Linked DNA regions of Homo sapiens: region 1 is linked to region 2. The links are chromatin loops, found by intact Hi-C in ENCODE. Cell type or tissue: heart right ventricle. All regions are shown on one strand.

Region 1 (2,500 bases), 140 kb after region 2:
CTGGGGGTAAATCTGTTGCATGCATATCTAGGAGTGGAATTGCTGGGTTGTGGGCTATGCATATATCTACTTGAGTAGATACTTCTAGTTTCCCAAAGTTGTTCTACCCATGTACACGCCCACCAGGGATGCACAGGAGTTCTCATTGCTCTATATTCTTGTCAACACTTGGTATTGTCAGTCTTTTTGTGTTTTATGCTTGTTTTTTTTTTTTTAGGGGAATGACCACCTGGTGGAGGTGGAGTCCCACTTGGGTTGAAGTATACTCACTCTGGCAGGAATGAAATCAGTGGTAATAGAGCTAGAATGAAAAAGGCCAATAAGAAGAGACGCCATAGAAGTGGAATACACAGGACTTGCACACAAGGTAGAAATGAACTTAAGAGGGAGATGGAGGAAGGTTTCTGTATGGGGTGGCTGGCTGGATGAGGGACTTCAGATTTGAAGCCAGGAGAAAACATCCCAATTTTATAACATCATGTTTGAAATGTAGGACAATGAGATGAAGATGTCCAATAAACTGTTAGCTATATGAGTCTGTTGCTTAGGGATGAGGTCAAGGCTGTAGACAGAGTTAGGAGTTATCACAGAGATGGGGGTTGAGGCTGGGGGGTGGCTGAGATTTCTCAGGTGGTTGTGTGCAATGAAAGAGACAAGGGCTGAAGACCAGACGCCTGGCTTAGGGGATGAGCGGAGGAAGAACAAGAGACAACATCGCTTCCCTCTGAAATGCTGGCACGGGCTGCGAAGCATGAGTCAGACCCTTCTAGCCCCAGCAGCAGCCTCAACAGCCTGGGTCTATCTCACCAGCCACACAGTTTTCTCCTGAATGAACTTGCATCACTAACCTCAGAAGCTGTGTTGCGAAATCCGCATCAGATTGCGTACCTCTGGTGGCGTCCTAGGGACAATGGGCACTAAAGACTCATAGCATCCTGGGGTTGGAGTCCTCCTCTCCGCCTCCACAACATCCCTGCCAATCAGTTATCGAGCACCCCAGGCAGGGAACTCATAACTTCCCACGGCATCCCATTTCCTTGTTGAGCAAGTGAAGATCTAAGAAAACCTTTTCTTGCAATCTCACGATACTGAAAAGTCAAAGAAAAAGATAACGCTATAATTTAATGGTAATGATCCAGGACAGAGTGAAATGCAAGGACTCTGCATCCTGGAAAATCCATGTCTATTAATGTACCCATCAGCATCTTCTTGCTGGGGTTAGGGTCATGGTGTTTGACTCCCCACAGGAAGCTGCAGTGATTTCATTACTATTTGCACACTGGTTGGGAATGTGCTCATCCGCTGCAGGCATTCCTCTGGCTTCATCAAGCAGTGAGTACAAGGGCCCTGGAATCTGGCCAGTCTCTCAGGACTGAAGCAGTGCATGCTACAGCACAAATCTACCAGGCTGGACACGTGGGAAGAATGAGCGGCTGTTAGATGAGAGCGAGCCCACTGCAAGCAAAGAGGGCAGAATGCCATTCTGTTCAACATTTTTTTCTGCGTGTTTAGCAGCATGTGGTCCTGTGTGGGTCTCTGGAGAAGAAGAAAGAAGATGGATCTAAGAAATGGTTCTCACCCAGCTGGGCACAGTGGCTCACGCCTGTAATCCCAGCACTTTGGGAGGGAGAGGCAAGTGGCTCACCTGAGGTCAGGAGTTCGAGACTAGCCTGACCAATATGGTAAAACCCTGGCTCGAATAAAAATACAAAAGAATGGCCAGGCTCTGTGGCTCATGCCTGTAATCCCAGCACTTTGGGAGGCCGAGGCAGGCGGATCACAAGGTCAGAAGTTCGAGACCAGCCTGGCTAGCATAGTGAAGCCTCATCTCTACTAAAAAATACAAAAATTAGCCAGGTGTCGGGGCAGGCGCCTATAGTCCCACCTACTCAAGAGGCTGAAGCAGGAGAATCGCTTGAACCAGGAAGGTGGTTGCACTGAGCCGAGATTGCACCACTGCACTCCAGCCTGGGCAACAGAGCGGGACTCCATCTCAAAAAAAAAAAAAAGAAAAGAAAAGAAAAGAAAGAAAGAAAAAGAAAAGAAAAAAAGAAAGGGTTCCCACCCTTGGGGAGATTGGTGGCAGAGGCAGAGACAGGCATGCAAAAGGAAGATGTAGCTGAAACTTTTTTTTTTCTTTTGAGATGGAGTCTTGCCCTGTCACCCAGGCTGGAATGCAATGGCACAATCTCAGCTCACTGCAAACTCTGCCTCCCAGGTTCAAGCGATTCGCCTGCCTCAGCCTCCTGAGTAGCTGAGATTACAGGTGCGTGCCACGATTCCTGGCTAATTTTTGTATTTTTTAGTAGAGATGGGGTTTCACCATGTTGGCCAGGCTGGTCTTGAACTCCCGACCTCAGGTGATCCACCCGCCTCGGCCTCCCAAAGTGCTGGGATTACAGGCATGAGCCACTGCACCTGGCCCTTTTGCTTTATTTTTATAAATTAAGTTGGCAGTGTTTTTTTTTTCACAAGGTAATATTTATAAAGTGTTTTTACA
Region 2 (2,500 bases):
TGGTCTCTTTCCTCATTGCGCTCGTGGGGAAATTGAGGCAGGGGAAGGAAGAAATAGCCACAAGGAGTCAGGGTCAGGGAAGAGCCCCACCCTCACTACTTCTACCCTCTACACTAAGAAAAAACGTCCAGCAGAGGGAAGTGCTTTAGCCTCAAGCCTGCTGAGACTATCAGTGTTCTGAACAAGGCTGCATGTTTTACAGAGAGAATGCGGGCTTGGAATCAAACACACCTGAGGTCAAATCCTAGCTCCTCTCCTTGTAAGGAAATAATTTGAGGTCTCTGAACCTCAGGCCCCACATCTTGAAAATGGGATTAGGACTGGTGTTAGGATTACAGCTAATACACATGAAGTGTGGGGTGCATGGGATGTGCTGAGTAAATGGCTGTGATTATTATGAAGAAAATCTAGGTCACCCACAAAGTCCTGTTGCATTACCTGGAATATTACATAGGCTGGTGGCAGAGGCAGAGGGAGGAGGGAATGTTGACTTCCCGTGTTTTACCTGCTGTCTTTAAGTTCTTCCTTCCTCTGTGATCTGCGAGCCTTAACTCTAAGTTCACCCAGGACCATCCCACTGGACACACATGGTTGAGCAGCTACTCAGGATTGGGTCCTGTGAGAGACAGTGGGGTTTTGCTCCTGCCGTTGAGAAGCACCCAACCTGACAGGTAGACGGGCACCTATGTGGACAGCCACACTGTAGGGGGCAAACTGAGAGCCAGGGTGAGGAAGTGGTGTTTACAGCGGGCCCCAGGAGCCAAGGAGGACATCAGTAGTCAAACTCCGTCCGGGAAAACACACCAGATGCATGCAAGCCTGGCAGTTTACAGATGGGCAAGCAGACAGGTAGGGACTGGGGGAAGCTCTCCCAGTGGCCCTGAACCCTGGCTCTCCTGTCTCCCAGTGCTCCATCTTTCTATCTCTTTTGGAGTTTATCTTTTAGGGAAAGTTGGATTGATATAGTGTCAATAAAGAGGCCAGCAGATATGCAAGAGCTTAGTATGAACTTGTAGGCATAAAGCAAATCAAATATGTTAAGCAAACTGAGAGTCATAGAGTTCTTTGTATGCCTATCTGAGCTAATATTTCACAAAGAAGAAAGACGCATCTCCTTCCACAGCAGAGTACATGTGAACTTGTGTTAATAAGTGTTGTTTACAGAGTATTTTGGTTTCAAAACGACATCCACATGGAAGTTCAGGGGCAAGAGCAAGAACTCACCTATGACAGCACCTTGGTCTTTTCAAGGCCAGGCCTTGAGCTTGGAGCGTGGGTCCTGGCAATCAGAAGGCCTGTGTTCTAGGCTATCTGTGCTTGACTTGCTCTGTGATCTGGGCAGTTCCCTGTCTCTCCCTGGGCCTCAGCATCCCTGTCTGTGAAATGAAAGCTTTAGGCTAATTGTCTCCCAGGGCTCTTTCAGATCCAGAGCTCTCAAATGTTGCCATCTTTGTTTTTTGTATACTTGCAGCGGCCCTGGGAGGTTGACATCATCCTTCCCATTTTATAGGTGGAAAGTCAGGACTTTGAGGAAGGAAGAATCAGAAGTCACCCAAGAGTCAGAGGCTGAGCTAGATCACAACCCAGAGCCCATACCTTTCTAGTATAGCTTCTAGAAAGTCATGCATGTGTATATTTGTGTGTACATATGTGCGTGTGTATGAAGATACATGTCTCCATGTGTGCCCCAGAGCTGCCCTGTGCTTATTCCCTGGATGCTGCATGTGTAGACTTGTTATCTGGGCTGAGCTTATTCCAGGCAGTTCCACCCTGTGGGAGGGGAGAGAAGAGGGGCAAGGTGGAAGCGGCGAGGGAGCTACACCTACATTTTTGTGCTGCCCACTGATTTTAGCTGCTGAAACACAGGCTCCTGGCTGCTGTGTACTTAGCTAAGTCTGAGTGACTCCATACATGGGCAGTGGGCCGGAACGCTGCCCGCCAAGCATCAGAACTGACAACTTCTCTCACAACTGGGATCCAGGTCTGCAGGAGCATTCAAGGCCTTTCTTGCACACAGAAACACACATACACAGGCACATGTGCATGCACGCATGATGCACAGAGCAGGTGCCTTTCCCTCTCTGGCCTCAGTTTCCTAATTAGTAAAATGAGAGACTATCTTTGCTTGCCAGAGTATCCTTAGAGTTCAGAGACATTAAAGTTTGCTTTGCAAACTATAAAGTACTGGGAAGACCTTGCGGAGATAATGCTCATTCAATCTGCCCATATAAATAACAGAGAACGGAACTTTTCCCCATTTCTTTAAACCATACAGTTAGCCCCGTGGGCTCCCTCCAAATAGATATTGGATTAACTTACTCTAATACATAGATAATACCCTATTCTATTAATACAAAATTGGTGATTTCAGCCTCAGAAACATGCTATCTGATGTATCCTTTTCCCCACCGAATCTGGAATGGTTTGATTGCCAGAGAATACCCTGATTCATGATTCAAAAGGAAGATAATGTAGCGAGATGACTAATAGAATGGACTCT

Evidence for each region. Hi-C counts contacts between places; a loop is a spot of excess contacts. Peaks named below come from ENCODE experiments on the same cell type or tissue, not always from the same donor. Only the 100,000 strongest peaks of a DNase experiment are listed, where the experiment ranks them.
Region 1: a loop joins it to region 2, with 2.5 times the contacts of the local background. A loop is called at or near these places in 4 of 110 quality-filtered maps.

The regions. Positions count from the first base shown.
Region 1 is chr9:97,876,119-97,878,618 of GRCh38, forward strand. No RefSeq gene overlaps it. Among named protein-coding and RNA genes, the nearest start is that of FOXE1, 24 kb to the left of the region's middle. RefSeq lists an enhancer at 1-2,109. In heart right ventricle, no CTCF peak of the experiment used is centred here; DNase peaks (open chromatin) are centred at 823 and 1,353.
Region 2 is chr9:97,733,513-97,736,012 of GRCh38, forward strand. The region is part of intron 5 of PTCSC2 (papillary thyroid carcinoma susceptibility candidate 2); the gene reads right to left. Among named protein-coding and RNA genes, the nearest start is that of XPA, 37 kb to the left of the region's middle. In heart right ventricle, no CTCF peak of the experiment used is centred here; no DNase peak of the experiment used is centred here; H3K27me3 peaks cover 558 bases.